Linked DNA regions of Mus musculus: region 1 is linked to region 2. A link is a loop called in an ENCODE intact Hi-C map of the cell type or tissue named here. Cell type or tissue: gastrocnemius. All regions are shown on one strand. Links, peaks and the distances in the headings refer to the core of each region. The heading gives the core; the rest is flanking DNA.

Region 1 (5,378 bases), core at 126-5,125, 100 kb after region 2:
GTCTGCCCTGTTGTCATTTTCAGGGGTACTCATTAATTTCCGCTGCCTCCTGGGGATTTCTTTTGCTTTTCTAATGCTCATGAGTTACACACACCTCCTCCCCTTTAGTTTGGCGATGTCAGGACTCGTGGCCTAGCATTGCATTAGTGTTGTTTGTGTGACATAAGGCCCCACCCCTTCCCATTTGATCCTGGGCCATCCTTTTATTTCACACCCTTCCTGCCCCTCCTTTCTATGATCTGGGTGTTGCAGAGCCACAAAACCCACTCCCTCCCCCTAGACAAGCAGCCTCCTTTTGCCTTTTTACCATTGTACCTATAAAGCCTCTGCCTGAAATGACATCTCCTCCCCTACAATGTCTTCAAGTCTGCTGAGGGCCTGTCTCCTCCAGGAAGCCTGCCTGGGTATCTCCAGGTCATCCAACCACACTATTATAGCATTTATTCTGGACCTTCATGATAAACTGTGAATAATCCAGGGACAGACACTGTGCCTTTTTGATGATTTGGTTGTGATAGCCTTTAATGGCTGAGCCATCTCTCCAGGCCGAGCTGTGTCTTTTTACTGTTTACCTAGAATCTACTACAGTTCCTGACCCAAGGCAAATGTTTAGAAAATTTTGATGACTGAATTAATGACATATTACTAACCTCATTTAGATGACAATCTCTGAGATGGGAGGGTTTCAAACTGTAATTCAGGGATGCAGAACTTCCACTAGGGAACCCAGAAGGGTATAGCTGAGAAGAACAGGGGGCCCCCAGTCTTTTTAAACACTTGATTAATTTTTAGAATGCTTGGTTTAGAGAACAGCCATTGATAGGGTGCTGGATGAGCGCTGGGCAGGTCAGAAGGTCCTGGTCTACCTTATGACTCCATGTAGGGCTGTCTCATCTCTATCTTTGCAGCAGCAATAGCTGGCATAGCAGCTCTGTGTGGGCTGATTCTGGGGATTGGTGTGCTTAGGAGGAGGCATACATATTAGAAATCACTAGATAAACTGTTCTTCCCTGTTGAGGCATTGTGCTGGACTCCCAGGCAGTGAGGCAGCCCTGTGCCTTCTGACATGGGATCTAGACAGTGAAGCTCATGTGATTAGAATGAGTGTTAGTCCCCCATGTACTTCAGAATCTCCACAGAGCTAACTAACTGTCCATGAAATGCTCTGCATCTCTTCCCATGGTCTGATTTAGAGGGTCTAGAGGCCCGGGAATGTACATTTTGTTAAAATGCCCTTAACCTAAAAATTAAGTATCTCCTCAAAAACATGAAAATGCAATGTCAATATAAGTACTTGCTCACAAATGTTCATAAAGGCATTTTTGATATTACCAAAAATATGAGAAATGTCTAATTGTTCATCAGTTGATAAATGATACTCAAAATCCAGGTATCCATACAAGGGTATAAGAAGGGAATGAAGTCTTAATAAGTGCTGCTGCATAGAAGAACCTAGAAAGGGACACCAGACACGAAGACTATGATTCCACTCACAAGAAGAAAAAGATGAACTGGCTCATGGAGGACAGGGAAGATGCCTTCTGTGCAAGAAGGAAGCCTCAAGTCCAGATTCCCAGGGCCATATAAAAATCCAGGCATGGCAGCACGCATCTGTATGCTTGAGATGAGATGGGGGGTGGGGGGGCAACGGAGACAAGAATGTGCCTCCAGCTCATTGGTCTGCTAACCTAGCTGAATTGGTGAGCTTCAGGTTCACTGAGAGACCCCGTGTTAAACAGTAAATTAGAGAGTGATTAGGGAAATGATCTAATATTGACCTCTGACTTCTACCCACCCGTGTACACACCCACACGAATATGTACCTATAAGATGCACACACAGACCATGACGAGGTGATCTTAAATAAAAGTCACGGAGAAATATGTCTCCAGGAGTGAGAAGAGTAGAGATATGAGTTCAGCTAACTGGTGCTCATCCTTGCTTCCTCTCTGCTGATACATCTGGGTTCACACAGTGGATTCATCTCAGTCTTCTGCTCAGAGCCCATAGAGTCCTTAAGTCACAGATGGAGACATGGTTGGCCAGAATGGAAAGGGTGATTATGGGCAGGTATATCGGTGGGCAGAGAAGGCAAGAAAAGAAAGTAACAGAAGAGATGAAAGAGAAAATGTAGCAATGGAAAGATACCGGGGGGGGGGGGGGGGTGGGGTTGGGGGGTGGGAAACAAACCAACATCTCAGATCCTAAAGTTTCCACATTTTACTATCAGTGTGAAGGTGGGTTTGAGGTTAGTATCTTCCTTTGCAGAATGAGGACAGCCAGGCTCTCCCTACAGCATCCTCAGGCTCGAGATGATTCTCTCAGAGGTAAGACAGGTGGTGTCAGGGAAGGAAAGTTGAAAGACAGAGAGTGGACATAGAAGCCATTCTACTAAATATGCTGAGTATCTACTGAATTCCAGAAACTTCTAGGCAGGGACCAAGAGCTAGGGTTCACCTTGAGTCACCTACTATGTCTTAAGGAGCCTAAAGTTAAGTGGGGGTGGGGGTGGGGGTGGGGGGTGGGAGGTGGGCTTGAAACATACAAGCAACGGTCTAAGCACAGGTCATGCCTGTAGGGCCAGAGATTGATGGGCACAGAGGAAACAGAGCAGTTAAGGAGGAAGGAGGCTTTCTCCATCCCTGTGGCCACAACTGAGAATAGACACTTCTAGGTGCCAGGTGGCAGCTGTCCTACTTTGCTGGGCCAGGGTCATGGACCCTGGAAATGTCTTTGCAGCAGGCCCTGGCTCCATGGAGCCCTCTCCACGAACCTTTTCCAGCCCAAACAAGCACGGAGCTTGCCAGACAGGCTGGGGACAGGACAGACACACAGACACATGCACAGGAAACAGAGCCAGTGGTCCCAGATTATTTTTGTTTCTCCTCTCCAGCAGCATCAACGCCATCAATAGCATTCCTTTCCCTCCTAGCAAACACAGTTTGTGTACTGGAGACTGCCAGGAAGTGAAGAAATCCCCTTTGGGGCCCACAGGGGCCTCTTTCCTCTCTCTGTGCCCAAGCAGGAGGCACGGGGCCTGTGGAGCTGCAGCCTTTGATGGCTTTCTCTGCTGTTTCTCACTGTTCCTGGGAAGGGGAGGGAACAGCCCAGAAAGTTGGTTAGGCCTTGCTGTGCACAGACAGGGAGCAGAATCCCAAGCTGGGGCAGAGTTAAGAACACAAAAGAAAACAAAGGAGTGTCTTATGAGATTCTTTCCTTCAGAACACTTTTCTTAGAAAAATCGAGAAAAAAGATGAACAACAAAAGAGAAAGCAAACACACGCACGCACACACACACACACACACACTACGAACAATAGAAAAAACAAGAAGAAAGTCATATGTACCCTTAAAGTCAAAGGATAAAATGGAGATAAAGGTCTAGGGATGACAGGAAATTGCCAATCTATCAAAATCAGCTGTGTAGCATACCTGTGTGTATGTGTGCACACATCTGTGTGTGTGTGTGTGTGTGTGTGTGTGTGTGTGTGCATGTGTTAAACACTTGCGAAGCCGGGTGAAATCAGCTGGTTTGTGTTTTTGTTCTGCGGTGTCCTTGTCTTTCCAGCCATGCTGCTGCCACGTGGCCAATGTTTTGGGAAAGGTCTGCACTCCTTTGCTCTCCAGCTTTTGATTCAAAGACCCAGCTCCTTACAAAAAATAAAGCAACTTTTGACACGGGAGAGAACTGATTTGGGAGAAATGCTTGCACTCAGCAGAAGGTCCCTCACTTGTGTGATGGGAAAACAATTCCTTGGCTGTGGGAAGAGATGATGCGGAGGTTCCCACAAAAGGGGAGTTTGAGAAGGGTTAATTTACGGGACACAGAAGCCCTAGGATAGGCAGAAAATCCCAATGTTTTGCAGGATCTGGGTTCAAGGGATCAGTGCAGTGTTTTCTGGGTCACTGGAGTAGCAATGAGACTCTAAAGCCAAAATGGTTGCCTCTTTATGGTGGGTGGGCATAGCTTCCAATAAATTTCCAATTCCCATTGAAATAAAGGGACTACAGAGGTGTCTGTGCATGGGAGGGACATCTAGAGTTGTACAAGATGGCAGAGCTTAGGTCAGAAGCAACAGCTCACTGTACGGCAGCAGTCAGGAAGCAAAGATTGAGACAGGAAGTGGCCAGGGTCCCGACATCCCCTTCAAGAATATGCCATTAATGACCTAACTTCCTTTTTCTAGGTCCCACCACTTAAAGTTTCTATCAGTCCTCAATAGTGCTGTAGGCTTGTGATCATGGCTTTAATGGACTGGTCTGAACTACAGCAATGTGTTCTACTCATTGAGAACACTGGCCACAATCCTTGGTCACACAGACAGATCTTTAGTGGCCTCTAAAGACTCAATCCAAGGAGGGACTGAAGGATTTCCAGAAGGTTCTTGGGGTCTTTCCTCAGAACTACTTTGGGCCTTTCTTCCAAAGCCATGTACATCTGAAATAGAGCCAGAGTTTCTGGTGGCCCCTCCAGTAGGTTTTGGTGGAACCTGAATATATTCATACATCGAACCATTGAAGCAGGACATTCTTCTATTTTCAATGAACTTCCTAACCTTGAGAAGCCATCAAGAATATCTAAGTTTAGAGCTAGTTCAACCTGCCACATACCCTGTGCCCACAAACATCCAACTTTCTCTGGGAGCTTAGAGCTAAGGCAAGCCGGTTTGAACTTAATAAATCTGCTTTATTTTTGTAAATCATTTTATCTTTTGAAACAGGGTCCCCTGGAATGTCAAGTTGGATTGGCAATTGTTGTGTAGCCTTGTATGACTGTGAACTTCTGATGCTCCTGCCTCCACCTCTGGAATGCTGAGATTAGTGGCATTTGCCACTATGTCCAGGTTTTTTTGTGCAGTGGGGACACAATCCAAGAGTTTGTGAACGCTAGACAAGCCTTTGGTAACTGAACTATGCCCTCTTTTCTGTAGATCCTGTTTCTGTAGATCCTTTTAATGGCTACTTTGTCTGTTGTGGTACGAGCTATTGACCCTCATTTATGGTCCTCCCTCACATGCAGCTTCCTCTAAAAGGCATTTATTCAACTTAACGTGGAAAAGTTAAAGGATGACCAATAGATGAGTCATAGCACAGACATAGGTAAGGTTGAAAGTGTAAGCACTGCATCGGACGTCGGACACAACCTGACCTGAGTTCTGGTTTGAGAGAACCAGAAAGAGATTTCCTGGTTTGATGAACGGAACACAGCACTGCATTAACACACCTGTGATCGGAGACTAGGCTCAGCAAAATTCTCTTTACCTATTACCTGTACAACCCTGGGCAAATGGACATCGCAAACCCTTGGCTTCCTCAGCTGTCAAAGGAGAAAGTACCTAAGTATAGGAGTGGCTGAAAGAATTAGTTGGTTTCTGATA
Region 2 (5,378 bases), core at 65-5,064:
CCACAGGAGATCATCTGCCTTGGCATTCCCATGGCAAGCTGTTCTGAAGCCCCAGCTGGCTCAGAGCAGCGGAGCTGAGCACCCTCCTCTGCTGCAAGAGACATGCTTGTAGGTACTCCTCTTGAGCCCTTTCGTGGGAGAGCCTTCCTCCAGGAGGTCTTTAGCTATTCTCCTGACACCCCCGCCCCTTCCCCTCACTTCTTGTGGTCCTTCCTGTATCCACCCCCTATCAAGCAGCAACTCTTTTGAGGAATAATGTTGGCAGCTGAGGGTATAATGTTAGGAGTTTCTTTTATCTTTCTCACTCTAGCTGCTTGGCTCACAAATGTATACTCAGGCACCACTAGTGGCTAGAAATAACATTTCCCAGAAGGCTTAAAGGTCCAGGCTTGTAAACCAGCCATCTTCTCATTGTGCCTTCCTGGGCAAAGCTTCAACTTCCTACTGGGGAACAGGGAAACCCTAACGCTTCCTCTACAGAGCAGTAGGGAGGACGAATTCCAGTGTAGAAGGGAGTGGCCCCAGCACAGGGGCTGACAGGTTAAATACTTAGCAATCCTTCTGTTCTCTCTTTCCAACTCCTTCCCTGACCTCAGGAGGACAGCATCCCTCCTAGGGTCCTCATCATGTAGATGGAGGGAGTATACACAGTAAGGATAAAGCACCAGGATGGATTGTCTAGACCAGCAGTTCTCATGGATCGTGGCCTCGTGTGTGTGTGCGTGCGTGCATGAGTGTGTGCGTGCGTGCGTGTGGTCAACCCTTTCACAGGGATTGCCTAAGACCACTAGAAAACACAGATCTTTACATTACACTTCATAACAGTAGCAAAATTAGTTATGAAATAGCAACAAGCATAATTTTGTGGTTTAGAATTACCACAACACGAGGAACTGTGTTAAAGGGTTGCAGCACCAGGAAGGTAGAGAACCATTGTCTCCAGCAATGCACTTTTATTGATTTAATTATTATTTAGTTGCTCTGTGTAGGTACACACCCTTGGATGTACACGTGGAGGTTAGAGGACACTGAGTGTCTTTCTCTATTGCTTCCTACCTTACTCTAGCCCAGTGGTTCTCAACCTTCCTGATGCCGTGACCCCTTAATCTAGTTCCTCACATTTCAGTGACCACCTTGCTACTTTATAACTGTAATTCTGCTACTATTATGATTCACAACGTATATGTCTGATATGCAGGATATCTGATATGCAACCATAAAGGTGTTATGACCCACAGGTTGAGAAACACTGCTTTGGACAGCATCTCTTGTTGAGCCTGAAGCTGACCATTTGAGCTAGACTAACCCGTTAGCCAGTTCCCAAGAACTGCCTGTTTCTCCCTTCCTCCAGTGCTGTAGCTACAGGCATGTTTGCCTATGCCCAGCTTGTTACTTGTGTGACGGGGATTTGAACTCATGTCTTCATGCTTGCACAAAAGGAGTTCTTCTCACTGAGACACCTCACAGTCCTCTGCACTGCATTTCAATGTTATTGAAAACAGTGTCTCTCTGTGGCTGACCTGTGGCTTACCTTGTGGAGGTGGCCTTGGCTGGGGCTGTCCTAGTAGAGGTCCTAGCTGGCCTTGCCCTGGAGATTTTGCAGGTTTAGTCTGTGGACCCTAGAGCAAGAGAAGAGAAATGATGCCAGTGGCTACAGTATTTCTGGTGGGAGGCTAAGCCTTATATAAGCCTTAAAAAAATCACCGATGTAAAATCCATGATGCGCAATTCTTCAGTGTAGCTCATGATAGATTTTTAGAATAGATTTTTAGGATGCTGCAAATGCCTCCCCCCGCCCCCTGGCTCCCAACAGCCCCTTGAGTTTAACTACTTTCCCCCTGTCTATGAAGAGATGAGTTTCTGTGGAATAAGGAGGGGCTGGGGTTGGGGGCAAGATTTGAAACTTGCTTTCCCAGAAGGCTAGCAAGCTGGTAAACTTTTGAAGACTGGTCTGGTAGTCCCTGCTAAGGCCTGAGCAGTGTGTGTGTGTGTGTGTGTGTGTGTGTGTGTGTGTGTGTGTGTATTGTGAGATTGCTGGTTTGGGGGGTGGGGAAAACTGAGACACAATAGTTTCTATTGACCTGTGCACTGGGGACATAGGGCATCTGTGTACAAGTATTCTTGCACACACCTCTGCTCAGGTCCAACATGGGAACACAGAGATGAATGTTGCTAACAATCTGTCTAAAGGCTGATGGGACAGTTTTCTTCCTAGGGAATATGAGGCTCTGAGAGGGCCCCTGCAAGGCCCTTCCTGCCTCTGTCCCCAACCCATTCTACATGATGCCAGCCCGGGGTTATCTCCTTTGGATCCTAGGGGCTTTCATTCCAGAGCCACTATTCTTTGTTCTCAAGAGAACCTTACCCAAGGTCTCAGAGGTGAGGGCACCGTGGCCCCTGGCACCAGGAGTTGGCTCATCTTGGAAACGACAAGGTCAGCCATTAGCTGCTTGTCTTCTTCCACGTGTTCTCCAATCAGGGGCATTGAACTGTCCATGACCTAGTGGGGAGGGAGCAAAGGAGGCTGAAGGACCCTGAAGAGGGCTTCAGATTCCAGGAATGTTGACACTGGGCTCAACACAGAATGACCACTAGATGGCAATGTCCTCCATGCAAAGTGCCCAGCTGGGTCCTTCCTGATGTCTGGGCTCCCTCCCTGGATTCAGTTCAACTCAGCCTCCACAAGCTGGAGTCCAGCAACGTGACTGGGGCCAGGAAGCATGTGTTGACCTTTTCTGTACTTTTCTTTGGGGCGTCGGTCTCCACCCCCTCATTTCCCAACCCCTCATTTCCCACTCCACCGTCCTCCCAGGGCTGGGGCTGGCCCTCTCTCTTCTGGCCCAAGGTTAAAGATGTCCTCAGAACTGGGAACTAGTGGGGGCTCAGTTATAACAACAACTAAAAATTTGACACAGGCTGGAAGTGACCCAGGGTTAACAGAGAAGACAAAAGAGGAAAGACATTTGTCTCGGGGCTCCTGGCAGGACACAGGCCTAAAATGAAATTCTCCTTGGAAATCAGCTGTCCTTAAGGAAGAAGGGGTGGCATTATGGGAGGTCATGTTGGTCAGTCTACTTTTGGAGTAGAAGGGGAAACTGAGGCTCAGAGATGTGAGTCAGTTGATCACTAGGTATCAGCAGCTGATGGTCTAAAGGGAACATAAAGTCTTGATAGACCTGTGACAAGGCTGTGTTCACCACCTCTTTCCTCTACTGTTGGAATCCAGTCTTCCCCTGTCTGTCACCTGATTCACCCTGACAAACCCACTCTGCCCCTTGCTCAGCTCTGGGGTCATTGGATATTCTCACTGCCAGACCCTGTACCCAGGTCTCTCTGCCCACCCCTCTCCTGGCTAACTCCTTATCCATCATGAAACACCAAGTCTGCCTTTCCTCCAGAAACCCTTCAGGACCCAGGAGCCCCTCTGTACCCATGTCTTTGCTGAGCTCACTCAACTGTCCCATTGGAGGGCTTTGTCCCAGAATTATCATTGGCCATGTGTACCCACAGAGTCAGGGTGGCCTGTGTCCTGAGGTGGGTGGGGGGAAGTTCTTGCAGTAAGCTCTGTTCACCATGGGAGGGCTTGACAGTACAGTGTCACCGAGCACTGGTGATATATGGGATACTATTCTAAGAACCAGGTATAGATGACGTCAGCACTATCTTCAGGTATCACTTTGCTGGGCTGGAGATGTGACTACAGTACTCACTTTGCATGCTAGGGGCTTCCACCCCTAGCAGCCATGACTCCAACATTCAGGAGGCAGAGACAGGGGCCATCAGAGGTTCAAGGTTTTCCTACATATTGAATTTGAGGGCAGCCTGGGCTACATGGGACCCTATCTCAGAGTGAGTCTTCGAGGATTTTTACTGTCTCCTCATCAGTGGTGAGGAGACAGAGAGTTCTATAGCAGCAGGGACCTCCTAAGCAAGCACTGGGCAGCTCTGACGTCACATGAGGCAGCCAGGGTTCCAGGCCTGTGTTCTGCTGTGAACTTGCCTGGGGGAAGTCTCTTGTCTTTTCCAGGTCTATTTTCTGTCAACTGTAAATTAAGGGTTCAGGCGGCTGCTAAGACTCTCCTGACTGTGACTTTCAGGGGATTTTGAGTACAAGCACCTGGAGTGCCTCAGAAATTGAAAAGCAAACTAGGGTGTGGGTATGGATTCCAGAAGGGCCTGTAAACTGTCCCTAAATGGATCCCTCTGGGGTCACGGGCAGTCTCCAGCAGCAGTTACAAAGGTGCTTGAGTCTGTCCCCAATGCTCCCGGGCTCCCAGCACCCTGCCTGTCCCTCTTTCCTTTAACCTTACCCATTGTTTTCTGCCCCGGATCAGTCTCTACATTCTCTTCGGAGAAATGGAAAATGGCCGCTACAAGGAACCTGAAGTCAAGAACTGGAATCCCCAACAGTGGACACACTCTCCCCAGGGAAACATTGTTTCCCAGTGAGCAAGGTCATTCCCTGGGCCAGATCAGAGAGGAAGAGGTCCCGGGTGTTTCCCCTGAGCACCCTCACAAATGTGTCACAAGTACTACAGAGACAATATTTTTGGATCTCTGCTCCCTTGTCCCCCTTACTGGGAAAGATACATTTTAGATTCCCAGGAATAAACTCCCTCTCTTCTTGACTCCACCCCAAACTCCAAAGGAAAACAATTCTCTAATGTTTCTGAGGAAAAAAAAAAAAAACAAACAAACCAAAAAACAAATCTGAAAGCCATCTTTTTTTGTTTGTTTGAGGTTTTCTGGAACATTTGTGAAAAGTTGTTTTCTTGTATTTAGAAGACCCAAATTGGCTTTTTTGTTTGTTTGTTTTTAAATGTGAAGCATCTTTCATTCCTACCCTTGTTCAGTGTCCAGAGCTGGGACACATGGGTATGGATGGCTTTTTGTGCAAGTGGAGAGATCTCAGAGACCAGAGCTCACAGCTCTGTGTGTGTGTGTAAACCAAGAGAAGAGGAAACCAGTCTATATCCTTTTTTTTTACTCCTTACGGTTTATTATTTTATGTGTAGTGTGTTTGCCTGCATGTATGTCTACATATGCATATTCCAGATGGCTGTGACCATGACATTGGATGCCTAGAACCAAACCTAGGTCCTCTGCAAGAACAAGACTTCTTGACTGTAAGCCATCTCTCCAGCTCCCTGGTCTTCCTAATGGGATAGCAGCCCTCTCCCACTCTCCTGTAACATCGGAGCCCCATTTATCTGGTTTAGAGTCTGGTTCCCAGAGTGAAGAAATAAGAAAGTGTGTGTGTGTGTTTGCTCATGCATACATTCCCAAACCAGATTCATGTCTAATGTCCTAGTGAGGAAAGGCAATGCTGGGTGGTTTGACAGGTGCTGCTGATGTCCCAGGTGAAGTGGTCCTTTATT

Evidence for each region. Hi-C counts contacts between places; a loop is a spot of excess contacts. Peaks named below come from ENCODE experiments on the same cell type or tissue, not always from the same donor. Only the 100,000 strongest peaks of a DNase experiment are listed, where the experiment ranks them.
Region 1: it touches region 2 in a loop (2.9-fold over the local background); 4 of 42 quality-filtered maps call a loop at or near these places.

Annotation. Positions count from the first base shown.
Region 1 is chr10:86,164,171-86,169,548 of GRCm38, forward strand. All of the region lies in intron 6 of Syn3 (synapsin III), which reads right to left. The region is part of intron 2 of Gm35636 (a long non-coding RNA gene); the gene reads left to right. Among named protein-coding and RNA genes, the nearest start is that of Gm35636, 4.9 kb to the left of the region's middle. In gastrocnemius, for the core only: no CTCF peak of the experiment used is centred there; a DNase peak (open chromatin) is centred at 2,783; H3K27ac peaks cover 2,246 bases.
Region 2 is chr10:86,062,431-86,067,808 of GRCm38, forward strand. Syn3 (synapsin III) reads right to left here. Exons shown (of 14, transcript NM_013722.3): 11 at 2,366-2,500; 12 at 1,532-1,619. Among named protein-coding and RNA genes, the nearest start is that of Gm51812, 3.9 kb to the right of the region's middle. In gastrocnemius, for the core only: a CTCF peak has its summit at 2,588 (motif pointing right); DNase peaks (open chromatin) are centred at 459 and 2,649; H3K27ac peaks cover 2,095 bases.